Regions from separate parts of the Mus musculus genome. Here region 2 is linked to region 1. The links are chromatin loops, found by intact Hi-C in ENCODE. Cell type or tissue: left cerebral cortex. All regions are shown on one strand. Links, peaks and the distances in the headings refer to the core of each region. The heading gives the core; the rest is flanking DNA.

Region 1 (15,379 bases), core at 3,468-11,467:
GCTATATATTCCTTTCAACTAGGACGTACCAGTTTTGTAAGATTCATGAATAATATCTTCGACTTGTTCAGCAAAACCTAAATCTAACATTTGATCTACTTCATCAAGCACAACATGGCGTAGCTTTGAAAGATCCAAACGGCCACTTTGCAGATGGTCTTTGATACGCCCTGGGGTCCCAACAAGGATGTCAATACCATTCCGAATTTGATTAACTGCAAGGAAAGAAACACCAAAACTATGTTAAAAACAAATGTATGCCTTTATACTATTTCTTTAGATTGAGGATTAGCCAATCCAGCCTTGGATTTGTCTATATTTACTCACTCTGGCTTTGATATGATGTTCCACCATAAAAACACGCCACACTGAGTTTTCTAGTTATATCTTTGAAATCTTTGGCTACTTGATTTGCCAATTCCCTTGTTGGAGCCAAAACGAGTACCTGAGCAAGAAGTTTAAAAAAGAAAAATACACCTTTTCTAAAGACTGATGTAAACTCCCCGAAAGGACATTTCTGTAAAGATGCATTTAGAGTAAGAATCTCAACATTAATTTCCTAAGCACTTAACGACAGAGCTGGGTGTACTGTTAATGACAAAACATTCACCTAGCATGCATAAACTGGGTTTCATCCCTAGCCCTAGGGAGTGGGGGCAGAGAAAACAAATATAAATAAGAACGGCTTATATTTCATTAGATTAACGTATTTTATCAGACTTCAAAAGTCACTTTCCTGGGTTGGGGATAGTTCAGTTGGCAAAGTGTTTGCTTAGTATGCATGGTAATGTACCCTTACATTTTTAGCATTTGGGAGGTAGAGGTAAAAGGATTGTCTTCAATTATATAGTGACCTCAGGGCCTGCCTGGGCTACATGAGACCCTATCTCATGAAACAAACAAGAAACAAACAAACAAAAAATAAATAAAAGAGCAGTTAATGAGGTTCCCAAGCCTCTCTCTCTATTCCTCCCCTTCATATTTATATTACTCCCCTAAAATAGTTATGTATCTACAGACAGAGAGACAAACAATGTACATTATCTGCTGTCTAGCTCCTCTACTCAAATGTAGAGTCAATGAATACATAAGTTTCTGAGAGGCGAGTCACTGTATTCTTTGGACTTTAAGAAGTAGCTGGTACAGAACAAATACTCAAAACATATTTGTCAAGGTAAAGATGGTTCATACACTGAGTGCTTTTGCTCTATATGAAGTAGTAATTTGATCAGTGAATTAGTGAATTTTGTCATGAAACACAGATGAGGTTACACTAGTATCCCAATTTCATCACAGACAGGGAACTTGAGTCACAGTGAGGTTGTAAGCCTTGCCCAAGAACCAATAGCTGGAACTGATCAATGGCTATTATCTCAGAAGCAGCTTCCGACAGACTAAGGCAGGGGCAACTATTTCCTATCTGCATTACTTGCAACTGTGTAAAGATTACTACTGCATTACCTGGAAATTTCAACAAAGAAAAATGATTTATCCTGTAAACCAATACAGCCAACATAAGAGATAGTTGATCCTAAGTCATTATGTCATCATTCTACTCATATACATGTAAATCTGCTTTTATAGTGTAACATTAGGAATATTTAAAAGCACAAACATACCTGTTCCAATCAATATGATGACTTTTCTTCTTCACTGTTACAAACCTTAAAAGTGCACACAGGTTCTAAAAATGTCAAATTTTAGACTAGAATTTTACTAATTCCCTCAACTAATAGTTGATTTTTACTATTTGTAAGTTAAGACATATTTCTAGTACCAAATAACAGTATATCACTGATATAATAATCTTCATAAAAAGTCAACCCGTGAAATAATACTAAATATTTACTGAATTGCAAGGGGAATACCTTATTAGAAAATTCATTATTTAAAAGGAAAGGTCAAGGATGAAGAGAAAAGTCACTAAGTATACTAAATATACCTATAAGGTAAACTGACTTTATAATACAAAGTTATGGAAAACATCTAAACATCCAGAGATATTAAATTTGTGCTCATTATCTAATCTTTGACTTTGATTGATTAAAATTTCCCTATCTGAAAAACAATCTCTTACTTTAGGAATCAAAATTTAACTTTATGAAAAAGGGGCACTGACTCCATAAGGGGCGGGATATACCTGACTTTGAGTCTAGTGTTATTCTTTCAGGGTCCAGGGTCCAGCTCAGTGGGAGAGCATGAGCTTAGCATGCACAAGGCCCTGGGTTTGATCCCAGCACCAAGAAAAAAAACAAAAAACAAAAACAAACAAACAAAAAAAACCAAACCCAAAGACTACTATTGTTCCTATCCCTTTCCATTAATGTTAAGAGCTTTTACTCCCTTAATAACCGTTACCTTTGGTGAGCGGCTTTTTTTAATTGTTTCTTGATTTCTTTGGAGCCTTTCAATCAAGGGTATGGCAAAAGAGAATGTCTTTCCTGTTCCTGTCCGGGCTTGAGCAATTAAATCTTTTCCTTCATATACAGGACCAAAGGTTTTAACTTGAATAGGAAAGAGATATGTTACCCCTCGACCTGTAAAATGAGATTTCATTAAAATTTGTGACTAGCATTAGGAAAAAATAAATTCATTTGAAAATGACAATCCTTATTCCTCCATGACTGCCTATGGCCACACTACTTAGTAACATTTACAGTTATTCCTACCCCAAGCAAGAATTAGAGTGAAATTGTCTAATTTGACAAACACATGTAACTCTTTTAGTTAAAACAAGTCAGAATAAAGAAAAGAATGATGTAGAAATAACTGCAATTAAAAAGAGGGTGATATTTATCTTTATATTCTCCTTTTTGTCAGAAAAGGCATCAAAGTTGTATAAAGTCAGCAGCAGATTTTCAAGACACGAAACTCAGTACCTTTCAGAAGCTTTATGGTCTCCTCAGAAATGGAGAAATTAGAGAAGGCTCCTTCCTTTTGTTCACGTGTTAGAGTCTGTCAAAATGAAACCAAAATTCTAAATAATAGAGTTTCCATTACCTTTTAATCATTTTGAGGGGCAAAGAGGAGGCTTCTCAGATAGTGTCTCACATAGCTTGGGCTACTCTCAAATATGCTATGCAGCAAAGGATGGTCCTTAATTCTGATTGCCTCCACCTCTGGAGTACTGTGATCACATCTGTACATGACTAAATATAGTAGTAGCAAATATAAGTAGCAAACTTACTTATTTTTTTCATGTATACACACACACACACACACACACACACACACACACACACACACACACAATCGCTATGTAGCCCTAGCTGTTCTGGAATTTGCCAGGGTGGCCTCAAACTCTAGAGATCACTTGTCTCTGCCTTCCAAGTGTTAAAATTAAAGACATACACTACCATGCCCAGTCCCATAAAATATCTTCAAAATAGAAATTCATCCTTTAGTGTCTTTGTGGCCAGAAAGAGCATCAGGTCCCCTAGACTTACAGAATTTGAGTATCAGTGTGTGTGCTGAAAACTAAACCTGGGTCCTCTAGAAGCAGCATGTACTCTAACTACAAAGCCATTTTTCTACTCTCCCAAACTCGCCCAAACCCCACAAGATTTCACTGTGTAGTCTTGGCTGTCCTGGAACTCACTCTGTACACCAGGCAGACCTCAAACTCAGGATTCACCTTCTTCTGCCTCCTAGTTGCTGGGATTACATCACCACTCCTGGCAAGCTATTTTTTTTTTTCTTTTTTGATTTTTTGACAGAATATGCTAGATGTCTCTACAATCTTATTCAGATGATTTTGCAGAACCAGGAAAAGCTATTTCTACATTGATACATAACATACTATTACTGGCCTATATATATGTGTGTGTATATGTTTACATATACACACACACATACACATATACATACATAGACACATGGTATGTATAATTTTAATTCTGTCTTGTTGTTGTTCTTTGAGACAGGATTTCTCTACATAGTCCTGGCTGGTGTGGAACTCACTAGAGGGCCAGGCTGGCTTCAAACTCAGAGATCCATCTGCCTCTGCCTCTCTAGTGCTGAGTTTCAAGGCATATGTTGCCACACCTGGCTATAATGTGAATTTCTGGAACCTTTAGCTATTCTCCATTTGTACAGGGGTAATGGACTAAGCTAAATTTAAATACGTAAGCTCCTAAAATAAAATTGTCCTCAAGTTTCAATCTGAAAATAACTACAACAAAAAAATACCATCTACATGATTGTGACAATAGAAACTAATAAAGTATGCTCTAAGTAATAAACCAAGACCCTCTTCTGGACTCCTCAGGCACAAGGCATACATTCATACATACATACATACAGGTAGGCAAGACACACACACATGAAAATCTTTAAAAGTAAGTCTTCTGACAACCATAGCGGCGCACACCTTTAATCTCAGCACTTGGGAGGCAGAGGCAGGTGGATCTCTGTGAGTTTGAGGCTAATCCAGTTTGAAAAATGAGTGCCAGGACTGTGCCACTGAGAAACCCTGTCCCTAAAAATTAAAATGTTTAAATTTTTAAAAACGTCTTTTTAAAAATTGGAAAAATATTACATAAATTGTTTCATAATTTCGTTTAGTGAAATACACTTTCTAACATTCTTATACACTCTCAGAATAGCTGTGTTCTACTGCATAGACAGCATATTTATCTAACTTCTCATTATTAGACTTTAGGCTATTTAGACTTTTTGCAATGATCAATATTATACTTAATTTATATAGCTTTGTATACAGCATAATCATAGTCTTAGCATAAATTACTAAAAGCAAAATTCCTGAAATCTGGGCTAGTGAGATGGCGCAGCGGGTAAGAGCACCCGACTGCTCTTCCGAAGGTCTCGAGTTCAAATCCCAGCAACCACATGGTGGCTCACAACCACCCGTAATGAGATCTGACTCCCTCTTCTGGAGTGTCTGAAGTCAGCTCCAGTGTACTTACATGTAATAAATAAATAAATAAATAAATCTTTAACAACAACAAAAAAATCCTGAAATCTAATATATCAGAACGAAATAACTAAGGCTTGAAATACAGCTCAGCATTTAAGAACAAATTCTGCTCTGGCAGAGGACCTGAGTTTAATTTGAAGTTCCCATGTTAGGTACTCACCAATACCTGTAACTACAGGTATTGCTCCAAAGGATCCAAGACCCTCTTCTGGCTTCCCTGGACACCCACACCCATGTGGCATGCTCTCACGCTCGAGTTTGTTCTCTCTCAATCTCTCTCTCTCTCTCTCTCTCTCAATCTTTCTCTCTCTCTCTCTCTCTCTCTCTCACACACACACACACACACACTAATAATAACAACAGCCAACAGTTATTATATTACACTGCCTTCAGCAAATTTCAAAAAACCTATACATTCTACTAGCAAACAGATTTGTAGGCCCTTACTAAACTCAACTAACATTTGTGCATCTTGGCAAATAAATTTACAAGTATCAATACATAGAGTCTCTGCCTACAATCATCCATGGATCTCACTGACTATCCCAGGTCTGATCCCTAATGAGGGCTTAAATTACTAGCTATTATCAGATTTGAAGAGTATATGTTTTTATCAAGGAAAGAATCCAGGCACAATAACAATAGTACATGTCTTTAATACTAGCACTCAGGAAGCATAAGTTGAATTCCCAGCATATAAATAAATAAATAAATAAATAAATATCAAAAAAGAAAAAAACAAATAAGGAGCTAGCCAGGTTTGGCACCAGGAGGCAGAGGCAGGTGAATCCTTTCTTTGAGCCTATAAGAACCATTTGTAACTCCAGTTCCAGGAGTTCTTACACCCTCCTACTGGCCTCAGTAGGCATCAAAAATGTACACAATGCATGCAAACAAAATACTCATATACTTAAGAAAGTAACTATTCTAAAAGATACAGCAGATATAAACCCAGCACAACTGGGCATGGTGGCACTATCTCCAGAAATAAAACAAAAACAAAAATAAAAAATAAAAACTCACCATGGTGATAGGAACCTGCAATCTCAGCACTTGGAAGTCAGCATTAGGAGGGTAAAGACCCTCAGCTACCTGGCAAGCCTGAGACAAGTCTGGGCTACTATGAGACCCCCATCTCAAACAAATGAATAATCAAAAGTAGGTCTTGAAGTAGAGTCTACTATACTTCCCAAAATTTAATATCCAGTGAAATTCTACCCCAAGAAAGATAAAGAGGTGGGGTAGCAGCAAGTTGGTTCAGTGAAAGATAGCTGCTGCCAAACTTAACATGAGTTTGATTCCTGGGACCTACACAGCAGAAGGAAAAATGACTCCCACAAGCTATATTCTGACCTCTACACAAAATAAATGTTTACTTTAAGGACAGCACAATGAGAGAAACAAGAGCCAAAGGCTGGGGTTTCAGCCATACTGGTTCTATGGTTCAAATAGCAACACTTGCCACGAAGCAGAGAACAGCACAGAATCAATCCTAATGAACCTCACAGGTCAAGCGGGCCTACATTTCAAAGAGAACACATGCAATAGTCTGCTGTGTACCTCCTCTGCTTTATCGCTTGACTTGTGAGAGTTTTCTGAGGATGACACTCGCTTTGACCTTTTCTCATACTCATCCACATCTCCATTTGGCAGGTCTTTTCTTCTTGACTTATGAGATGGGGAGAATTCATCTGAAAATCTAAGTCCTTCTTTGGTGTCTCCATTTAGCTTTTCTCTCATTTTAGCTTTTTTGGGCTTGGGAGCATCCAGGTCATCTGTAACACCATTTTCTCTTGTTTCTGTTCTCTCCTCTGATTCAGAATGGTGCCTTGACTTCCTTCTATCACTCTGTAGACAAAAAGAAACAGTGACAAGCTCTCCTTCTAAGATCCCAAAGACGCTCAAATATAACTCCCCAACCAGCTAAGCTCAACCTACAATTATACTCAACACTCTACCTGCAAGAAATCCAGGCTGGTTAGTAATGATGAAGTCTGCATCTTACCTGCTTCTGTTTTAAGATTCAGTCTATAGAACATCTCTAATCCCATCCTAAGAGTTTTAGGACAGTTAAATAGTTCTTCCTCAGGAAAAGAACAAAGCCTCGAAATTATAAATTAAAATACAAATAAAAACTTCTAACATCTCCAAAAGGGAAAAAAAATGTATTGAGTACCTACCCATTATTGTGTAATGTTTTCGTCTTATCTTGTTTTAATCTTCATAACAACCCTATCAGGGAAGTACAGGTCCATAATCCCTTATCCGAAATTCCGAAATCCATAAAGCTCTGAAAACCGAAAGTGTTTTTGTAACTTATATGGAGACAGAACCTTATCTGATCTGAATTCACTTGATGGCAAAATTTAACTACAACGAATGTCAAGCAACTTACTGTCTGTATTTATCCCATTTAGTATTACCATCCATATTTAACAATAAAGCTGCAGGTCCCCAACCCTTCTAACCATTTCCAGCTTATGAGAATTTTAAAACCATCTAGCTCCAATGATTTTGGATAAGGGATGGTGAACCTGTAATCTTTGCCACTTTAAGATGCAGAAAGAGAACTGGTCCTAAAGGCTCTTCTGCAGGTGGAAGTGGAAGGGATGGAATGCAGCCCTGTCTGACCTCAAAGTCTATGTTCTTCTCACAGCACGTGTCCTCCTTCAATTATTTGTTCTGTTTCGAGACGGGCTCGTGTAGCACAGAGTGACCTGGAACACCTGACCTGCCTGCCTCCACCTCCAAGTGCATGGGTTACAGGCATGTACTAGTTAGTAGATGCAGCTCTCCTTGAGAACAACTGATAAAGAAAATCAAATGTCATTTATATAAACCAACTGTTACACTTCCATGAAGGACTATAACACTGAAAACTAAGACTGGTTTAACAGAACAATAAAAAGTCAAACACCAAGGCACTCTTTTGTAACTTCAATTTTAAAATGCAAAACTAAGACTGTAAAGATGGCCCAGTGGTTAAGAGCACTGGCTCCTCTTCCAAAATACTCAGGTTCAAACCCAGCACCCACATGGTAGCTCCAGGGGATAGGACAGCTTTCTGTGGCCTCAGGACAGGTCTACACATAGTACACAGACATACACACAGGCATAAAACCCATACACACTAAAAAGATATTTTTTTTTTTTTAGTTTTTAAAATACCAAACTGAAGGCAAGTTCTTTTTTTTATTTATTTATTGACCACAAGAAATTATTTGAAAACTTGGTCCTTTAGAATCACTTAGTGAAATAAATAACTCATTTACCTCAGTGGAATCTAGTAAATTGTATAGCAGTACTTCATTTCACTAAAAACTACAAGCACCAAACTTTCACAATGCTAATATAATTTTTGAAGTGCTTTAGCATAAATTTTCATTCATAAATAGTTGAAAAAGCTGAGTAATATGTAAAAATGCCTTTTAAAATGTTCTACATCATTTGATCTTAACTGCGCCAGCCCACAGCTCTCTAAAGTAGTAAGTCCTATAGAAAAACAAGCTCACAGTCAGGCATGCAGTTTGGATTGCTTCAGGGCCCTGCACTTTAGGGAGAAGATAGAGCAAGCATGTCAGTGTAACACGTCTATGTCCAAACCCTGTAACATCCTAGAGTGCTAAGTACTAACATTACTCCCTCTGGAGCTCAAGCCCAACAGCCTCCTGTTTGCTGAGCTCTGTTCATCTCCTTATCTCTTAGCTCTCAACCTTCTTTAGTGTTTCCTTCTCCTTACCCTTCCGTGGAAGCTCAAGTCTGTGTCAACACACACTTCCAGACTCTCTTGGCTACTTTCATTCCTTTTCTAAGAACACAAATTCCCTATCTCAATATATCCAAACTAGAATTATTTTCATTGAATGCCAGACTTAGCCTAATATTCTATTTCTGCTATTTGGTATTCCATTCCATTTCCAAATGTCTACTTCTTTTTCATGAAGGGCAATCAATAAGTATATTATTTCTGGAGAATTTACAATATGAAAGCTACCAATATATAAAAACATAGTGAAATGTAAGGATGCACAAAGATATAATAACTTTCCTCAAGAATCTTTGGAAACTATTTCAAGATTTTATATATATATATATATATATATATATATATATATATATATATATATATATATATATATAAGCTAACTTTACAAGGAGCACATAAAACTGCCAATCACAAGATAACAGTAGAACAAGCCTTCGAAGGCAAATGAGGTAATGTTTTTATCTCATACTATACAAGTATGGTTAGAAAGAAACATTACCTAGACCATGTCAGAAGCAGGATTTAGGTATGCAAGGTTATTCAAGACAAACTAAATTAAATATAAAACTAAAATAACGGCTTGAGGTTACATTTATAGTCTACCCTAGAAGCCTACAGTAGTAAAATTCAAAGGGGCAAAGAGCTTTGGCTTGGGAAGATGAAAAGGTTCTAGAGATCACGGTGGTCGTGACAGCACAATTCTATTATAATGACATCAAGTCACACGCTTAAAATGGTATAAAAAAAATAAACCTTGAGCCATGGTCGAATTTAAACCCCAGCACTGAAAAATGGAACTCTCAAATGTAAATTCCAAATTTAGTACGTTCTACAAAAACAGAAAAACGAGAGTTGGGAATAGAGCTCAACGCTGGGCATTTGTCGGGCATAGTGGTGGCCTCACTTCAATGCCCACTGGGAAGGTGACATAAAAGGGTGGCTAGAATTTAAAATTTACCTTCGTGGTAGGTCCTAGGGGGTGTTTCCTCATCTCTAGCACTCTACAGAGTAAATATTTTATCAAGTGTCATCTTTCCCACAGTCATTTTCATCCTCATTCAGCTTTCTTTCTCCAGGTCAAATGTCTCCAGTAAAAATTTTACCTCTGCATTTTTTCTTAACACCATAAGATCCTCTATTTTTCGGGTTCTTTCTTTCTTTCTTTCTTTCTTTCTTTCTTTCTTTCTTTCTTAATGTCTTGGACGGAGGTGGGGATAGAACCTCTACAGGCTCCTGGTGGGCAGGGACTATTCTGCATACTTAATTAGTTTTATCTCCTCGGTCCTCAGCTAAGAGTCTGGCACGATTAGCCTCAATAAAAACCACAGTGGATTGAAAATACTGACAGTAAGGGCTATTCGTAATACAACCCCCACGAACTCCATCACAGCCAACCCCTGGCAAGCCTGGCTTTGACACTGTTCCTTAAGCCTCTATTACCCAATCATGGAGGATTGTAACCCCCTAGGATAGCTTTTCCCGAGACTGCTGCAGACACGACACCGCGACCGGGAGGCAACACATAGGCAAAGCCATCATCATCTCTGTCTCAACTCTTCGAAGGCCCCGGAAAACCAAATGAAGGGACTCGCCGCCTAAGAAAGGGAACACGAGCAGATTCCACGGCGATGGGAGCTCAAGTCTGCCCATCTCTCGGGAGAGATCCGGGCGCAGAGGCCGACGTGGGGCTGAAGTACCACGGAAGCCGGGCCGTTCTCCTCCAGGTCCGGGAGTGCGGCGATGGGGAATGGTCCCTGGGACCTCGGAGGGCTGAGCTCGGCGAAGGGGAAGCTGTCCCTCGGAAACTCGCCCCCGGTCCTGACAGGTCTTTCCCCTTCCTAGACAGCTCCCCTCCCCGCCCAGGCCAGCGCAGCCCGAGGGAGGCGCGGCCCAGCCGCAGCACACCTTTTGCCGCTCCTTCCTCTGGCTCTCGGACTCTTCCAAGGGTGCCTCGAGCTCCATTATGTCTCCCCAGAGGAGTTTCCCGGGCATTACTGGCCGTCGCAACCTCCCGCCCGGCTGCGGTGGCCGCGACCACCTACGGCCACCGAGAGCGTGAAAGGAAGCGGGGGCTGGGCGGCCCCGCCGGCCAGGACCGTGCGTCACTTCCGGGCCACGCACCTCGCGGCGGGAGCAAAGCAAGCCGGAACTCTACAGGAGGAAACTCTCCCAGAGAGTCGCAGCCTCCCTCGGCCAATGAAAACCTGAGTGGCCCCGATGGGCCCGCCCACGGTCTGAAGTGACAGGCTTCTCCAGAGCACGGGCCAATCTCCAGGAAGGACGCTCGCCTCCCCTGGCGCGGCACGCAGAATTCCAAGTGTTCCCCTCCCCCCGCTCGGAACGCCTCCCTTCCCAGCATGCCCTGCAACGCTCGCGCAGCCCCCTCGCAGGCGGCGGGGAGCGAGGGGCTGACGCGCGACGCAGCGGCTCGTGGGCAAGCACGAGCTGAGGCCGGCGGGAGCGCCACGCGCCGTACAGCCATTCGCCGCCGGAAACTGCAGCCCTCCGCCCCGCCCCCGCCCCGCCCCGCCCCCCGCAGTGGGTGGAGCGTTAGCCTGTAACGGTACCTGGGCATTGACGTCGAGGCTTCCCGGGGTCAGCAGAATCTGCAGGGGTCTGAAGCCGAGGGGCCGCCTCAAGGATATTAGCTCCTTATGCAGGCGTTAAGTTATGGCTTCACTTTTAGTTCTCACGTATCCCAGAAGAAACCAAACCCACCCGAGAAGCGAATTTATTTGTCCAAACTCAGTAGCGCTTGTAAGACTTGAAAAGTGATCGGAATCCGCGATGGGCACAGCGCTCTCACAGCTGTAATTTCCCAGAGTTGCAAGGCGAATGCTCGCTCCTATGAAACAGAATAGGGAAAAATCTAAAGGATAAGAAAAGCAAGTCCAATGTGTCTGACAGATGACCTGCTTGTAATACGTACATTTAATCTTAAGGTTCAGGATTAACTGCCTCTGAGGTACAAATTTATATGAAAGATATCAGTGTCAGCGAATTGACTTCTTGGTCTTTATGTATATTCACAAAGATTGGGCTCGATCCCCTGTACCTCACAGACCAGGCAAGCCTACTACCAATTGAACAACAATCCCAGTCCTCAAACCTTGTTTATCATGTTCTCTTTATTCAGTCAATCAGCTATTACATTCCTGAGGGAAGATGACACCAAACCTAGATGTAGGTACAGGGCATTCTTGCAAACTACATAATGTCTAGTGTAGCAGTCTTGTAATCTGAGCCTCAAACACAGGCCTTAAAAAAATTACAGCTACACGTCCTGAGTTCTATGATTAGACTTAAATAACCGGGACCACAATATTTTAAATTTGTGATAGCTTCCAGAATTCTATGAAAATAAGGACTGGCTTAACATCAATGACTTTGTCTGAATGTAGTCTTATGGATTCAGTTTTATAACACCAGGTGTGTTCAAGGAATGATGGTGAAAAAGGCTTTTCCCACAAGTTGGATGAATAGTTATGGGTCTCTACATCTAAATCTTTACAAATCTAAATCTCAATAGCTTTTCTAAATTCTTTTTCCTCTTAGCTACACCCAGTTCTACAGCAATACACTATGCCCCTACAACGGAATATGCTATGCATAGGAACAGTTAATAAGGTGAAGAATGCCACACACATGGGTATAAAGGGAGCAGATGCTGTCTTGTGGCTGAAAATCACTCAAATGAAGTGCATTTTTACCTTCTTAGGATCCTATTTTTGGCATTTTTTTTCTCATACCAAACCTCACAGCAAACCTGAAAAGGACTAGATTCTATTAGTCATTCAAGTGACTGCTTCCCAAATTGTGACACCTTCGGCGCCAACAAATGTGGCCTTTCTAAGTCCTAATGGCCTGAACTAATTCTCTTATCAAGTGGGGAAGGAGATTGGAGATCTACACATGAGTAACTTGCCCAAGGAGTGAAGGACTTGGTCGATATTAGCTTAATTGATCAGGAAACATGGGAACAGGAACTATAATTTTAATTTAAAACTCAAAAGATTTATGTCTGATCGTGAGATTTGGAACCAAGGGGAATTAAAACAACATATCATTTATTTTTCTCACTGCTGGGACAAAATACCTGAGAAGAGACTTAAGCGTTTTATTTTGGGTCATTTTGGCTTATAGCTGGAGGCTAGAGTCCATCGGGGTAGGCAAGATGTGGCAATAGGCGTACAAGGCAGCTGGTCATATTTCATCTGCTAGAAAAAGAAAAATGAACAATGGTGCTCACCTACCCTCTTTTATTTAGTCTGGCGGTTGGGGTTGGTCTTCCCACTTGAATTAACCAGATAAAGGTGCTCCCTCACAGACTGCCAGAGGCTTTCTTCTCAGATGATTCTAGATCAGGTCCAGTTGGCCACCATCATGGACATTGATTCAAAATATAATCGCCAATATAATCGCCAATATAATCACCAATTCATGGGATCAAGTGAACACCCTGCTCCAGCCTCCCTAGTACCTGTAACTACAAGCACAGACCATGGTGCCTAGTTTCAAATACAACAATCAGAACATCTTTCTTTCCCAAATATTTACTTAGTTTAGAGTTTTACCATCTTAGCCCTAGCTGACCTGGAACTTGCTATGTAGAAGCCAACTGGCTTCCAACTCACAGAGCTGTGTGTCTGCCACCCTGGTGCTAGGAGAGAAGTTAAGGCAAGAGCCACAACGTCTAGTTTTATGTTTGTTTGACAGTATTTTGTTAGTAGAAGTTCTCTTTCCACAATGTGTTTCCTGAGGATCAAAGTCATGTTCAGGCTCAGTGGTAGAAGCCTTTACCAGTGTAGCTATCTTACCAACCCTATTTTCCAAATATCTTAAAAGAGTTCCTGATAATACCCTGAAAAGTTAGGTGGTGTATTCTTTTTCCTGGTATTCTCTTAAACAAAGGTTCTATGTTTAAAATCCCCCTTGCCAGCCAGGCAGTGGTGGCGCACGCCTTTAACCCCAGCACTTGGGAGGCAGAGGCAGGCAGATTTCTGAGTTCGAGGCCAGCCTGGTCTACAAGAGTGAGTTCCAGGACAGCCAGGGCTACACAGAGAAACCCTGTCTCAAACACCCCCCCCCCAAAAAAAAGAAAAAAAGATATTAAAAACAAGGTACTATTTCTAAACTTGCCTCTCTGGTTATTTCCAAAATCGTTCATTTTCTCAGCCTGTAATTAGAAAGTAGAAGGCAAAGAGCCGTCAAGATGCACTTTGAAAGGCAAATGTGAAACTTTTACAACAAAAGAACATGAAGGATTTCAGATGATATAGGAAAAATAGGGGCAGTTATAAATTGATGGAGACTAGGGAAAGAGATTGTGGGTTGAGGGTGCCGAAGCAAACAGAACAAGAGACCATGTGACCATAGCCACTTTACCTTTCAGAACTGTTGTTAGCCAAGCAGGAGCAATAAGCAGGAAACTGGATTAGCGAATACAACATCACTAGAGCAGTGAGGTCCAGTGGCACTCACACTGATCTCAAGAGTGCTGCTGGGGTTCTTGGCTTTTCCAGACATGGTTGGCCACTATGTAGCTGACACTTGCCTTAAACCCTACCTGCCTGCCTCTGCCTTCTCTGTTGGGATTAAATTTGTGTGCCACCATGCCTGGCTCCACCATGTCTCAGTAAATAGTTGTGTGTGTTTTAAAAAATGAAATGTTTTTACTCATGTGTATATGTGGGTCAGGGGGGCACTGTGGCAGCAAGAAGAGGCCATCAGATCTCCCCCTCCACACCCTCCTCCTCCCAGGGAAATCACACTGTGGTCCTCAGCAAGTACAGTACAAGTTTTTAATCATTGAGGTTTTTTCCCCCAGCGCTGCTTTTTGCTTGTGTTTTGAATTGGGCTGTGGAAATGAGGGTCAACATGAGCTACCCCAGAAGGGGGCATGCATCATCACCCAGCACTATGCAGGGAAAACAGCTAAGAATATGGTAAGGCTTCAAGAGAGGCCAAAGGACAGTCCCTGGTGCCCCCATTCTTGCTTTATACCTTCCTCAACCCCGGAAGGCAACACTCACTTTCCTGTTTCCTGTAGCTTCAGACGAGTTCTCAAAAACACAGCAACAGGCTCTTCCCATTGTTTTCCAAACCAGAGCTGACATTTTCAATATCTCGTTTGCCTAAAGTATATGCAGCAATAGGTTTGTAGTCTAAGAACATATGTAGTTTAACAGCACACCTACATAGGACTCTTATTACCGAGCTGGTGTGATGTCAATTATTACCAATAAACTTGATTGAAAATGAATACAAGGGGTGGTGCTGGAGAGATGGCTTGGCTGTTAAGGGTACCTGTTCTCGAGGAGGACCACAGTTCAATTCCCAGCACTCGCATGTGAACTCACAATGGTCTTTAGCGCCATCCAGTCCCAGGTTTTATGGCCTCTCCTGACCTCTGAGGATGCCAGGCAGGCACATGGCACACAATTAAGTGTGGGCAAAACAGACATTTCAAATCTACAAAAAAAAAACTTTTACAAATGCGTATGTGTGCTGGAAGTCTCTGTGCACCTGCCAGTGTGTACATGAAGAAACCCAGTGACCCATTCAGAGTCTTAAAAACATCCAGTGGGTCTGAATACAATCACAATAAAGATAATAAATAACAAAAACACTAATAAATACGGAAGGAAAATAAAACATTTTTCTTTTTAAAAAAATTA
Region 2 (15,379 bases), core at 6,112-14,111, 92 kb after region 1:
TTGCCTGCCAACCTGGACTACATGGGACCCCGTGGCTTTTGTTTGTTTGTTTGTTTTTGTTTTTGTTTGGTTTTGTTTTTTCGGGACAGGGTTTCTCTGTGTAGCCCTGGCTGTCCTGAAACTCACTCTGTAGACCAGGTTGGCCTCGAACTCGAGATCTGCTGCCTCTGTCTCCCGGGAGCTGGGATTAAAGGTGTGCGCCACAGCCACAGCAGACTCAGCCCTGTGAGACCCGGTCTCTTTTCTCAAACGAAAACAAAATAACATCTGTCATTCTGGGGACCGGTGTCAAGAGCTTTGGGAGTTCAGACCAGTGAAGAAGGTGAAGCTATCTCATCCCAGAGAGGAGAGAACGGGAGGCTAATGGCTTGAATTGAATTGAGGAGTGATACATGCGCATGCGTGCCTTACATAGCAGCCACTTGCCTGAGTCTAGTCGACTGCACCTCCCCAAGCCGGTCCCCGAGGCTGAGGCGATTCAACAAGGGTCACTGCAGACTACTGTAAACCATTGCTGCCTTAGAGCTTGAGTTTAACAGAGATGGGGGAGGAGCCCCCAGCATCAGTACCACATGGCATCAGGTCGCAGGAAAAGTACCAGGTTCTTTCTCCCTCCCCACTTCCTAGGCACTGTGTAACCCCCAACCCCTACCCAAAGAGTCTTGCACAACAGAGAGTGACCCCATCCCTGCCCTGAACAAGATTCCATTTCTAAAGTATGACAGGTAAAGCTTGGGGCTAGATGGTGTTTGACCCAGAAAACTGTACGTGCTGTGCAATCATTATCGTGAATGGACTTGGTTTTGAATACTCACATCTGCCTCATTGGAAGGAGGACACTCGGTGTTCTTCACATTGTGACCCCATCATCCTTCCCCTCCTAAAAGGCATCAAGGACACTGGGCTCTGGCCACTCAGCATCCCCAGTTCCGAGGACAAATACTCCCATCGGCTTACACAGGTTTTGCTTTTTGTTTTTTAAAGATTTATGTATTTTATGTATATGGGTCCGCTGTAGCTGTACAGATGGTTGTGAGTTTTCCTGTGGTTGTTGGAAATTGTATTTAGGACCTCTGCTTGCTCCAGCCGGCTCTGCTTGTTCAGGACCAAAGATTTATTTATTATTATACATAAGTACACTGTTGCTGTCTTCAGACACACCAGAAGAGGGTGTCAGACCTCATTACCGGTGGATGCTGGGATTTGAACTCAGGACCTTCCGAAGAGCAGTCAATGCTCTTAACCACTGAGCCATCTCGCCAGCCCTACACAGGTTCTTCTGCTTAGAAAACCTCTCCACTTTTGGTTATGTTTTTAATGTGTATTACGTGTGCCTGCATCCATTCATGTATGTGCAGTGGTGCACGCTGATGCCCAGGGAGCCCCAAAGAGGACCCTGGATCCCCTGACACTGGAATTACAACCGTGGAGAACTGCCTCATGTGGATGCTGGAAACAGCCTGGGTTCTCTGCAAGAACAGCAAGCACTAGCCCCCGGGCCATTTCTCCAGGCCCCTTTCCACTCTTCTATCAGCTCCTAAAAATCCCTGACACATCGGGAAGGTTTCATGTGCTCTCAAGCACATTGTTAACGCTTTTATAACACGTGTGTGCTGGGGGGTATGACACAGTTACTGTAATCAGCAGCTCCCAATGCATCCCCGCCTCTGGCTCCTTGCCTGGCAACTCACTCAGCCTGAGTCAGACCTAGTCGTTACTTTGTGTAGGGGTCGTTACTGTTTTGCTAGCCTTCTTGTGGTCTGCTTGTCACCACCCAGAAGAGTGCTTTGGGTTGGGGACTCCATTGCCTGGCTACCCGATAGTCAGTGGCCAAGGCAAGCCTCAAGGGACAGCCCCTCCACTCACTCGAGCATGACATCTGTACGGATAACTTTAAAAGTTTGTAAAGGTTTTATTTTCATGAGTGTGTGTGTGTGTGTGTGTGTGTGTGTGTGTGTGTGTAGTGCAGGTGCTTACAGTTGTATGGAGAGCCACTCAGTGTGTTAGGAACAGAGCTCTTCTGGAGGCCCACCTGCTGAGAATGTAGGCATGACCATGTGTCTTAGTCAGGGTTTCTATTCCTGCACAAACATCATGACCAAGAAGCAAGTTGTGGAGGAAAGGGTTTATTCAGCTTACATTTCCACATTGCTGTTCATCACCAAGGAAGTCAGGACTGGAACTCAAGCAGGTCAGGAAGCAGGAGCTGATGCAGAGGCCATGGAGGGATGTTACTTACTTGCTTGCTTCCCCTGGCTTGCTCAGCTTACTTTCTTATAGAACCAAGACTACCAGCCCAGAGATGGTCCCACCCACAAGGGGCCTTTCCCCCTTGATCACTAATTGAGAAAATGCCTTACAGCTGGATCTTGTGGAGGCATTTCCTCAACTGAAGCTCCTTTCTCTGTGATAACGCCAGCTGTGTCAAGTTGACACCCAAAATTAGCCAGTACAATTGACCCCTTGTCAACTTGACACACAAACACATCACTAGTAAGCCTCAACCCTTAGTTCTTATTCATCCCCAAGGTCTAAATAACTTTAAACATCCCACAGTCTTTACATATTAAAAGTCCAATCCTTTAAAAATATCCAATATCTTTTAAAAATCCGAAGTCTTTTTATAATTAAAAGTCTCTTAACTGTGGGATCCACTAAAATATTTTCTTCCTTCAAGAGGGAAAAATATCAGGGCACAGTCATAATCAAAAGCAAAAATTAAACTCCAACTGTCCAATGTCTGGGATCCAACTCACAGTCTTCTGGGCTCCTCTAAGGGCTTGGGTCACTTCTCCAGCCATGCCCTTTGTAGCACACACGTTGTCTTCTATGCTCCAGCTGCCTGTAGTCCACTGCTGCTGCTGTTCTTGGTGGACATCTCATGGTCCTGGCATCTCCGAAACACTGCATGACCCCTTCAGTCCTGGGCCATCAATTGCAACTGAGGCTGCACCTTCACCTATGGCCTTCCATGGCCTCTTACAGTGCCGAACCTCAGCTGCTCTGCATGACCCCTTCATGCCTTCAAAACCAGTACCACCTGGGTAACTCTTACACATTACCAAGTCCAGCCACAACACAAGGTATAACCTTGGCTATCTATCTCTGGAACACAGCCTCTGTGCTTTTAGAAAACATTTCCCAGAAGATGTCACCTCAATGATACTGGTCTCTTCTTAATCACTGCTAATTTCTTAGCTCCAGCTAACCCCAGTAATGCAAAGTTTTTGCTTTAGTAGTCTGGCATCTTGTTAATCACAGCTGATTCTTCAGCCCCAGCTAACCAGAACTACAGAATCTTCACAATCAAAACAACAATGGCCCTGAAAAGAGTCTTTAATTTTCCCTCTGAAATTTCACAAGCCAGACCTCCATCTTCTGCACTGTTCTCAACACTATCTTCCAAGCTCCTACCACAACATTTGACAGAGTTCTTAACACCGAATGGATCTTCAAGCCCAAAGTTCCAAAGTCCTTCCACAGTCCTCCCCAAAACATGGCCAGGTTGTCACAGGAATACCCCACTCCTGGTACCAATTTGTCTTAGTCAGGGTTTCTATTCCTGCACAAACATCATGACCATGAAGCAAGTTGGGGAGGAAAGGGTTTATTTAGCTTACACTTCCATGCTGTTCATCACCAAGGAAGTCAGGACTGGAACTCAAGCAGGTCAGGAAGCAGGAGCTGATGCAGAGGCCATGGAGGGATGTTACTTACTGGCTTGCTTCCCCTGGCTTGCTCAGCTTACTTTCTTATAGAACCAAGACTACCAGTCCAGAGATGGTCCCACCCACAAGGGGCCTTTCCCCCTTGATCACTAATTGAGAAAATGCCTTACAGCTGGATCTCAAGGAGGCACTTCCCCCAACTGAAGCTCCTTTCTCTGTGATAACTTCAGCCTGTGTCAAGTTGACACAAAAAAACCAGCCAGTACACCATGTGATGCTTAGAGCAGACTTAGAAGCCATTTTCTTTTCTAATATGTATTTATTTTAGGTGTTTTGGTTTGGGTGACAGTGTCTACCTGGATGGCTGAGGCTATCCTGGAACTCCACCATGCCTCCAACACTGCCTCATAGTGCTTTGGTTTTAAGACGGTGTATTAGTCAGGGTTCTCTAGAGTCACAGAACTTACAGATAGTCTCTAGTTAGTAAAGGAATTTATTGATGACTTACAGTCGGCAGCCCAATTCCCAACAATTGTTCAGTCGCAGCTGTGAATGGAAGTCCAAGGATCTAGCAGTTACTCAGTCTCACGCAGCAAGCAGGCGAAGGAGCAGGAGCAAGAGCTAGACTCCCTTCTTCCAATGTCCTTATATTGTCTCCAGCAAAAGGTGTAGCCCAGATTAAAGGTGTGTTCCACCACACCTTTAATCCCAGATGAAAGGCATAGCCCAGATTAAAGGTGTGTTCCTTAACTCGGAGATTCAATCTTCTGGAATCCATAGCCACTATGGCTCAAGATCTTCAAACCAAGATCCAGATAAGGATCTCCAAGCCTCCAGATAAGGGTCACTGGTGAGCCTTCCAATTCCGGATTGTAGTTCATTCCAAATATTGTCAAGTTGACAACCAGGAATAGCCACTACAATCCACCCCTTGTCAACTTGACACAAATAATATCTCATGTTCACATGAAACAATAACAAGGTTGTAAATACGCCTAACATGATATAACTATCCCTCGTACAATCGCAAACGCATTAGTAAATTTACAATGGGCATTCATATTACTTTATAATCCTCGTTTCTGCAACTGGTTACGTGGCCTTAATTGGTATTTATAACTACCTTCCTCTACTACCCATTCTGTATTTCCTTCACCTTCAGCCAGCACCTCAGCAGGTCTTGGCTCTTTTCCTGGAGGATTGACCCATACCTTCATTCCTGATGGGTCTGCGTCCTTTGTCATCCTGCTTGGATTAGGCTGTTGTAGTTTCCCATTGACTTTAATCACAGGACATGGTAGTACTAAGAGACGCCCTAAGGGATCTCCTGCACTCCAGACATAATCTTGCTTACCACCATTGTGAAGAGGTAATCCAATTTCCCCATGGTAATCTGGATCTATCACCCCTCCTAACACTGTTATTCCTTTTTTAGCCTGTTGGTTTAAGGGCATTAGAAGCCCAAAATGACCAGGGGGAAGTCTGAGCTTCCAGTTCAATGAAATGTTTGTTGTAGCTCCTGGTAGGAGCACTCCCCTCTCTGGAGCCAAAACTTCTAAGCCAGCAGAACCTAGAGTTATGGGGACAGGAAGCAAAAATTTTCCTAGAGGGTCACTAGGAGTGATAGTAAGTGGAACTATTCCGTTTTCCACCCCTTGATTCCTGGACCCATGAATCCTGGCTATGGGTGAAACTGTACCATATATCGAGCGCTGATTCAAAGCATATACTGCCTTCTGAAGAACTCTGCCCCAGCCTTCCAAGCTGTTACCACCTAATTGGCGCTGTAACTGCGTCTTCAAAAGGCCATTCCATCTTTTGATAAACACCTCAGCCAACCATTCAAACAAACTTTTGACACCTTTTTTAACCATGCGAGCTTCCGTATTAAACCTAGAATCTCTACTCAGAGGACCCATGTCAATAAACTCAGCCTGCTCTAGTTTTATGTTCCTTCCACCCTTATCCCACACCCTTAAAATCCATTCCCACACATATTCACCAGGTTTCTGCTTGAATGAATTAGCAAACTCATTAAGCTCCTTAGTAGTGTAGCGAATTTCCTCATGGACTATACTTTCTACCTCCCCTCTAGGAGCCTGTTTTGCTTTGAGTCTGGTTACAGGTCTAGAAGAAACTATTGGTGGGCCGTGAGCAGACTCTGCAAAATTAATTTCCTCATGTGGGGAAGGCATTATTTCAAGAGGTGGGGCTGAGGGTACTACTTCCTCAGGTGGGGCAAACCCTCGAGAATCTGAGGATTCAAAATTCTCAGCTTCAACATGGTCTTCCCACACATCCCCGTCCCATGTTGTAGGATCCCATTCTTTGCCAATTAGAGCCCTTACTTTAACTGTCGACACACTCTGAGGCTGAGACTTGAATTTTCTCTGTAGTTCAGCCAACCTTACAATGAGAGTTTCTGTTTGATTTTCTGCAACTTGAGCTCTATTGCTACAAGAGAGAAGATTCTCCTCAAGGACACACTTAGCAACTTTTAGATCGTTTACTTGTGTCTGGAGCCTTTCGATTTTATCACACAACTCCTTCCTTTCATTCATCATTTTTTCCACAGATACTAAGAGCAGCCAGCCAGTAAAATCATTTTTCGATTTTTTCCCCATCTTGTAGAAAGCTTTGTGCACTGAATCACCTAATTCATTAAGAAAATCAAGGGCATTAGCTTCTTTAAGTTCGGAATATAGTTTCAACCATGGGTCTTCAAAATTCTCTGAGCTCCCAGGAGGGAGAGAATCTGGAGAGGTTTCAATATTTGAAAGTGCTGGTGGATCAACAAGCCAATTCCAGTATTTTAAAAGATTCATCCTTGTACTTCTGTTACTCTAGAACCACTCCTGGTACCAACTTCTGTATTAGTCAGGGTTCTCTAGAGTCACAGAACTTACAGATAGTCTCTAGTTAGTAAAGGAATTTATTGATGACTTACAGTCGGCAGCCCAATTCCCAACAATTGTTCAGTCGCAGCTGTGAATGGAAGTCCAAGGATCTAGCAGTTACTCAGTCTCACGCAGCAAGCAGGCGAAGGAGCAGGAGCAAGAGCTAGACTCCCTTCTTCCAATGTCCTTATATTGTCTCCAGCAAAAGGTGTAGCCCAGATTAAAGGTGTGTTCCACCACACCTTTAATCCCAGATGAAAGGCATAGCCCAGATTAAAGGTGTGTTCCTTAACTCGGAGATTCAATCTTCTGGAATCCATAGCCACTATGGCTCAAGATCTTCAAACCAAGATCCAGATAAGGATCTCCAAGCCTCCAGATAAGGGTCACTGGTGAGCCTTCCAATTCCGGATTGTAGTTCATTCCAAATATTGTCAAGTTGACAACCAGGAATAGCCACTACAGACGGGATCTCAGGTTGCAGCCCAGGTTGGCTAGGAAACTCTCCCAGTATCTGAGCTTCTGACCCTGAGCTTCTGACCCTGTTTCCAGCTCTCGAGGGCTGGATGACAGGGATTCCCTCAGGACTGGATTTATACAGTGCTCAGGCCTGAGCCACGCCAGGCCCTCTACCAAGTGAGTGGACCTTTTGTTGTTGTGTTGAGACTAGGTTTCTCTGTGCCCTCGCTGTCCTGGAACTATGTAGACCTCATGAAGAAATCCGTAGAACTAATGGAGATCAGCCTGTCTCTGCTGGAGTTAAAGGCATGTGTCCCCACTGCCTGGAAATAAATGTGTGTGTATGTATGTTTGTGTATAAGTATATAAGTGTGAGTGTGTGTCAATGTGTGTCAGTGTGTATATGAATGTGTGTGAGTGTGTATGTGTAGAGTGTGCAAATGTGTGTGTGGATCTGTGTGTGTGGATGTATGTGAGTGTGTGTGTGAGAGAGTATGTGTCTGTGTGTGTGGATCTGTGTGTGTCTGTCTGTATGTGTTGGGGCGTCTGTGTGAGTGTATATGAGAGTGTGTGTGTCTATGTATGTGTGGATCTGTGTGTGTAAGTGTGAGTGTGCGTCTGTCTGTATGTGTGTATTTGTGTGTGTCTGCTCCCCCCACCCTTACACTCTTCATTACGTTGTTTTACAGCAAGTTTTCATCACAAAACAAACCTGAGAAGAACTCTCACTTCCTCAAAGGGAGACATGAGGTTTTGCCAAGCAACTATGGTGAAGAAAGGGCAGAGAGGTGGGTGGGGAGCAGAGGCTGAAGGGACTGGGACAGATTGTCAGTGGGAGGTGATTCGAGGGGCATCAGACTGCCACTGCCTGCAGGGGCACACTGGGATGGACTCTGACTCCCTGCAGAACAAGCCTGGGTGACACAGCTGGCCTTCCTGCCTGAGGAGCTATGAAAGCTAACTCTCTAACTGCGGGTGAAAACCACCCCTCCACATCACCACTAAAATTAGGGTCAGAGGGCAAGTTTCAGAGCCTGAAGAAAAGCTGGGATAGCAGCCTATCCAGGGACCTGGAAGCTGAGAAGTAATCAAAACTCTTTTGTGAGAGACAGAAAAAAAAAAAAAAAAAAAAAAAAGCAGATTAACCCTTCACATACAGGCTGTGGGGAGGAGTGAGGAAGGGAGGGAGGGAGAGAGCACTTAAGAACTTGAAAGAGCATGTTTTTTCTCCAGGCTTCTACAGCAGAGGGTGCAAAGTTGGGCCACACATCCCTATGTTGACCTGCAACTCCCTACAGAAAGAGCCCAGATCTCAAAGGAATGTTTCCAGTGGTTTCCAGGGAAGCCTCATGCCCCGGAGGGAGTGCCTTCTCTTTCCTGATTCTCACTGAGGTACAGGATAGAAGAATCTTAAGAGACTCTGTCCTGGACCCATAAGCTACTCGGTTGGCAAGCACATGTGCACTCCTAAGCTCCCTTCTCACTTAGTTAATTCTTGTCTCGCTATGAAGCCCAGGTTGGCCTTAAATACACGGTGGCTTCACCCTCCAGAGTTTCGGGGTTACAACTGCATACTACCAACTCCAACTTCTTTAAACTTAGAATAGGAGCCTGTGACCCTTTAGTCATCTCCTCATTCCCTAGAATTCCCACATAGTACTGTCCCAAATAAAATGGTTCCTTGAATAAAAGAATAAAGGACAGAAGTATGAGGCAGGATGCCTGGATCAAATTGGTTCCGAAACCCTGGTCTGGGACTAATTAGGGCTATTTCAGTCAATGCTTTACAGAAGAGTTAGGTCTGGCCAGGCAGTGGTGGTGCATGCCTTTAATCCCAGCACTCGGGAAGCAGAGGCAGGCGGATTTCTGAGTTCGAGGCCAGCCTGGTCTACAGAGTGAGTTCCAGGACAGCCAGGGCTACAATGAGAAACCCTGTCTCAAAAAAAAAAAAAAGGTAGTAATAGATAAGGTTTACTCTCAGAGTCCCCACATATGCCTACAGCTGAGCTACCATGTGGAGCTTTCAGCCTCTCGGGGACTCAAGAGCACCAGTAACTGGGGGCTCTCCATATGAACCTTAGTCAGGGACCTACATCCATGGGACAGTGAAGCCCCAAACAATACTTCTTATAGTTTTCTTTTGAGGTGGGAGATGGCATTTGTAAGCAGCCTAATTTCATGTTAGAGTGTATGAAAATGTACTGGAAGTAATTCCACATGCACATTATTTTAATAGGATGAAAAGGGTCTAATAAAAACTGGGGGTTTAGTGTCCACACTTTCGTTCTTGAGTTTCATGTGTTTTGCAAATTGTATCTTATATCTTGGGTATTCTAAGTTTCTGGGCTAATATCCACTTATCAGTGAGTACATATTGTGTGAGTTCTTTTGTGATTGGGTTACCTCACTCAGGATGATGCCCTCCAGGTCCATCCATTTGCCTAGGAATTTCATAAATTCGTTGTTTTTAATAGCTGAGTAGTACTCCATTGTGTAAATGTACCACATTTTTTGTATCCATTCCTCTGTTGAGGGGCATCTGGGTTCTTTCCAGCTTCTGGCTATTATAAATAAGGCTGCTATGAACATAGTGGAGCATGTGTCCTTCTTACCGGTTGGGGCATCTTCTGGATATATGCCCAGGAGAGGTATTGCAGGATCCTCTTGTAGAACTATGTCCAATTTTCTGAGGAACCGCCAAACTGATTTCCAGAATGGTTGTACAAGCTTGCAATCCCACCAACAATGAAGGAGTGTTCCTCTTTCTCCACATCCTCGCCAGCATCTGCTGTCACCTGAGTTTTTGTCTTAGCCATTCTGATTGGTGTGAGGTAGAATCTCAGGGTTGTTTTGACTTGCATTTCCCTGATGATGAAGGATGCTGATCATTTCTTTAGGTGCTTCCTAGCCATGCAGTCTTCCTCAGGTGAGGAGGAGAGGAAGGAGGAGATTGCTTAACCCTTCTGTTGTTGAGCAATAGAATTCCATGTGAACTGGTAAGAAGGACACATGCTCCACTATGTTCATAGCAGCCTTATTTATAATAGCCAGAAGCTGGAAAGAACCCAGATTCCTCAACAGAGGAATGGATACAAAAAATGTGGTACATTTACACAATGGAGTACTACTCAGCTATTAAAAACAACGAATTTATGAAATTCCTAAGCAAATGGATGGACCTGGAGGGCTGACCAATCATAATAACCCACCATAAAAAGAGTATAAAAGAGCTGTGCTTTTTGAATCCGGGGTTGACTCTCCCTGCAAGGCTGAGCAACCTCACACACGTATCAGAACAACAAACCTCTTGTCATTGCAGTGATCTGTCATCAAATTGTGTTTTGGGGAGGTCGCACCTTAGGGTCTTACAGTGTGTGGCCATGTAAGTGCTGAGAATGAAACCTGGCTCTCTGGAACCAAAGCATCCTGCTCTTAACTGCTGAGCCAACTCTCCAGCCCTTCAGGGCCACAATATATACAATCTCATTATATTATAATACAATCTCAGCATTCAAGGATTAGAGGCAAGAGGTTAAGCTTGAGGTCAACTTGGGCTACAGAGACCCTGTCTACAACTATTTGTTAATATGCAGACTGAAATGGTGTGCTGTTGAAATTGCACTGAATGCAATCATCTGAAGACACTTGGGGTCCCAGTCGATTGAGAATAAAGCTGACCAAGCCTTGGAACAGAAGTAAGTCGGGTGCTGAGGGCTAGTGTTAGCACAGGGGGAAGCTCATTGTGTCACACATTCAAGCTCTTCAAGTGATGACTGGTCAGCTGGCTCTTGTTCAGAAATAGCAACTCATCTCCTGGAAACCGTTGATGTCAGGCAAGCAAATGAATACTGAACTGAAACTGGTAGAAAGCCTCAGGATAAAGTAACAGATGGCTTAGGGAAATGGCACAGGAGAGGCCTGGGCTAGTGTTTTTTGTCTCCAGTAAAGAAAGAATGGTTCAAAGTAGGTTTTCCTTTAATTAAATATTTATGTTATAGCTAGAAACAGCAAGTGCTGGGTTTTATTTTTATTGTGTGTATGTTTATGTAGCCTGGCTTACAGTTGTTTTATGCATCTAAGAAACAAATAGCTATTAAATATTAATCTCATGTTAGTAGATTCTGTCCTTTTCCTGATGAAACACAAAGGCCAACAACAGCTAGTGTTCAGAGACACAAGATCTAATAGCAGGAGTGGGAAGCTGGCCAGGCTCAACAAAGGGCTGCATTTACAGTTACAGGCATTAGGTGATGTGAGTGCCATTTACCTGGTGTCTGCAAAGAAATATATCTAAGGATTATCTTTAAAACAGTCTGGAAAAATAAGAGGAAAACGCACAGAAAATGCTAAATTCAGCTCTATCTTACCTTCATGTGAATAGAGTTAAGACATGGTCAATTATAATTCCTTGAAAACATTTTTTTCCAGAATGAGTGGAAATCAAAAGAAACAAAAGACCTTAAACTGAACAGACTAATTTAAGTTATATTGGAATACAAAGTGAATTTATAATTATAAACATTGCTCAGAATGAATAGAATAAAAAATAAACATGAATGTTTGCATGGTTCATGATATTTTGATTTTTGGGTGGTTGTGGGAACATAATCATGTTCAAGACAGGGATTCTCTGTGTAGCCCTCACTGTCCTGGAAAAGTCACTCTGTAGACCATGCTGTCCTCCTACTCAGAGATCCACCTGCCTTTGTCTCCTGAGTGGTGGGGTTAAAGGTTCATGACCATTCATGTTTCCAGACTTCAGATAAACCAATAATGTATTTCCCTCGAAATAGTATTTCAGGACAAGTTCTCATTTGCAGGGTCATATTAGCCAATTATATGTGTGTATGTATGTATGTAGATATATATTCATATTCAAATGGCCAGTCCTAAACACATGCATATAAGTAACATTATACACAGATTTAGCAGGTTGCCTTTATTTATTTAGGAATGTGTGTATATAACAATTAATGAAAAGACCATGTATTTTAAAGAGAATAAGGAGAACTTATGGGGCTGGAGAGAGGGCTCTGTGGTTAAGAGGTCCTGAGTTCAAATCCCAGCAGCCACATGGTGGCTGATAACCATTTGTAATGGTATCTGATACTCTCCTCTGGTGTGTCTGAAAGCAGAGACAATGTACTCATATAACAAATTAAAAAAAAAAAAAAAAAAGGAAGCCGGGCGTGGTGGCGCACGCCTTTAGTCCCAGCACTCGGGAGGCAGAGGCAGGCAGATTTCTGAGTTCGAACTCAGCCTGGTCTATCCTGGTCGAAATAAATAAATTTTAAAAAAAAAAAAAAAAAGAGGGCTTGAACAGTAAATCACTTACTTAGACGATGCCCCCCCCCCGCCCCTTTTTGGTTTTTTGAGACAGGGTTTCTCTGTATAGTCCTGGCTGTGCAAAAAAACCAAACCAAACCAAACCAAACCAACCAAACAATAACAACAATAAAAACAGAGGTGTATCTATATGTCTAAATGCCCTCCTTGTGACTTTTTCCCCTCAGGGGTTGGGGAAGGTCTGTCACTATAGTCCAGGCTTCTTGGAACTCTTGATCCTCCCTGCCTCAGCCTCCTGAGTGCTGGGAACACGGGCTTGAGCAACCACACCCAATTAACAGTTCTTAACAGTATTTTTAGGGATGTTTGCCTAGTATGCACTCATCCCTGAGTTTAATCCACCCCTCCATTATGTAAGACAGAGAGCATCAAAACAAACAAAATGAATTGGTTTTTTGTTTGTTTGTTTGTTTGTTTTTGAGTCCTGGAACTCACTCTGTAGACCAGGCTGGCCTCAAACTCAGAAATCCGCCTGCCTCTGCCTCCCGAGTGCTGGGATCAAAGGCGTGTGCCACCACCGCCTGGCTGTTGTTCTTCTCCTAGACTGCATCAGAACCCAAGTGCCAAAGTGCTTCCCCACTGCCACACATACATGCTAATGAGGGGTCAGCATATAGAAAACTGACCAGAAGACTAGGAATTCAAGGCCAATCTGGGCTACCCAAAATCCTGTCTCAAACAAACAAAAAAGACTGGGCAAGGTGGGCCAGAGGTAAGGGTTGTCGTCAAGCCTGACCATCCATCCAAGTTCAGTATCACTTCTAGTCTCAAACCCAGGCTGCTCTTGAACTTTGTGACTCTCTTAGCCTCCAGGATAGTAGCATTACAGTTGTGAGCTACTGTATTTTATCTCTGGCTGTATTGAGAAGCCTGCCCCCATGCCTCTCCCCATCCAACTGTGGGCTCTCTATAAGACAAGGGAAACAACTTGTACAGTAGTTGAAATGAGATGCCTCATACATTTCAGGCATTTGAATACTTGGACACCAGCTGGTGTGGCTTGGTGTTTTTTTTGTTTGTTTGTTTTTTGTTTTCCCCAAGACAGGGTTTTTCTGTATAGCCCTGGCTGTCCTGGAACTCACTTTGTAGGCCAGGCTGGGCTGGCCTTGAACTCAGAAATCTATCTGCCTCTGTTTCCCGAGTGCTGGGATTAAAGGCATGAGCCACCACTCCTGGCTGGTGTGGCTTTGTTGAAGGAAGCATGTCATTGAAGGGTGAGCTTTAAGGTTTCAAAAGACTGGCACCACTCTGCGTGCACCGTTTCCTGCTTGCAGCTCAGGGTGGTGGCTCTCAGGGGCTCCTGCTGCCATGTCTGCCCATAGCCACATTTCCCAGCCATGATGGTGATCCCTCTATAACCCTTCTTTCTGAGTTGCTCTGGTCATGGTGTTTCACCACAACAGGAGAAGACATCAGAGCCCCTAGAACTAGAGTTATGGATGATAATAGGCCACGATGGGGGTGCTGGGAATTGAACCCAGGTCTGCACAAGAACAGCAGATGCTCTTAGCTGCTAAGCCATCTCTCAAGTATCTCCCTCTTTTATTGAGATTTCTATTTATTTCTGTATGGGTGTTTTACTTACATGATTGTCTTTTGCACTATGTGTATACAAAAGCTTAAGGAGGCCAGAAGAGTCCACTGGAGTTATGGGTGGCTCTTAACCACATGTCATTTCCCAGATGTCCAGTGCCTTTCTCCCAGACACAGTCTCACTCTATAGGTAGATGTCAGGTTGCCAGCTCTGGCAACAGGCATCTAAGCCTTCTTGAGTCATTTCAAAGTCCATCCTTCAATATACTTTTAATGTCCTTGTGTTTCTGAAACGGGGACTTATTTGCCTAGGGTTGCCCTGAATTTCTAACTTCTGGCTTCTACTTCCTGGGAAATGAGATTATAGGTATAAATGACTACACTTGGGTTATAGGAGATTCTGTCTCAAAACAAAACACGGGGCTGGAGAGATGGCTCAGCAGTTAAGAGTACTGACTGCTCTTCCAAAGGTCCTGAGTTCAAATCCCAGCAACCATAAGGTGGCTCACAACCATCTGTAACGAAGTCTGACGTTCTCTTCTGGAGTGTCTGAAGACAGCTACAGTGTACTTACATATAATAAATAAATAAATCTTTTTAAAAAAAGTTCAATGTTAAAAAATAATAATTCCTAACAGTGGCAAAATTACCATTATAAAAAGAATCCACCAAGATTCTGAAGGAACTACACAGATTAATTAAAAAAATATTTTTAATTAATGACTTAAGGCATCAATCATACTGACAATCTACTGGCTTGTCACTAAACTGTACATTTGATGTCCACTGCTTCTTTTTTTAACTTCTCAAAATTAAGATGGAAGTATTCAGGGCAAGTAAAACAATGTACCGAGCGCAGCAACAGTGCCGTGAGGACCATGACTCTAAGCTCTAAGCACAATGCTAATCACTGTCTTCGGTGCAGGGCTTTAGATGCAGTCTCTTTTGGATTAATTGCATTGTTTCTGAGATCAGGTCTCATTATGTAGACCAGCCTGGCCTCCAACTCAAAACCTTAGGATTAATGGAATGTGCCACCAGGCCCAGTCTAGGAACAGACTTCTTAACAAGTACATTTAAATGCTGAAAATATTAGTTCAAAAAGTTGCAAATATTAAGGAGCATGCTATTTTATGATTTATACTGAAACTAAAAAATGAACTATAAAACTAACAATAGTTGTATAAATAAAAGCAGGTTTTCTGGATACTTCAATAAAAGACATTAGTAATTACTTGTCATTGTCAATGACACTGATGAACTTTATTGGGGAAACTATAACAAAGTTCATCCTAAAAGGTTTTGCAATGCAAAATTCTTCACTCAGTGAGTATTTAATAATTTGAATGCTAGAAATTACAGGCAATTTTCAAAAGCAGACTCACATTCATAAAACTTTATACATCATTTGAACTAACATATATGTTTATACTACTAAAGTCAAGCATGCACTGCCGTGAAACATTCCCATCTCAT

Evidence for each region. Hi-C counts contacts between places; a loop is a spot of excess contacts. Peaks named below come from ENCODE experiments on the same cell type or tissue, not always from the same donor. Only the 100,000 strongest peaks of a DNase experiment are listed, where the experiment ranks them.
Region 2: a loop joins it to region 1, with 2.8 times the contacts of the local background. A loop is called at or near these places in 8 of 42 quality-filtered maps.

Annotation. Positions count from the first base shown.
Region 1 is chr10:62,640,418-62,655,796 of GRCm38, forward strand. Ddx50 (DExD box helicase 50) reads right to left here and starts at 10,801. Exons shown (of 15, transcript NM_053183.3): 1 at 10,608-10,801; 2 at 6,497-6,784; 3 at 2,880-2,955; 4 at 2,359-2,537; 5 at 328-445; 6 at 30-215. The coding sequence starts at 10,694. In left cerebral cortex, for the core only: no CTCF peak of the experiment used is centred there; a DNase peak (open chromatin) is centred at 10,956; H3K4me3 peaks cover 3,221 bases; H3K27ac peaks cover 1,247 bases.
Region 2 is chr10:62,729,331-62,744,709 of GRCm38, forward strand. It overlaps Ccar1 (cell division cycle and apoptosis regulator 1), which reads right to left. Exons shown (of 25, transcript NM_026201.3): 25 at 14,598-15,379. Among named protein-coding and RNA genes, the nearest start is that of Stox1, 11 kb to the left of the region's middle. In left cerebral cortex, for the core only: no CTCF peak of the experiment used is centred there; a DNase peak (open chromatin) is centred at 10,825; H3K27ac peaks cover 290 bases.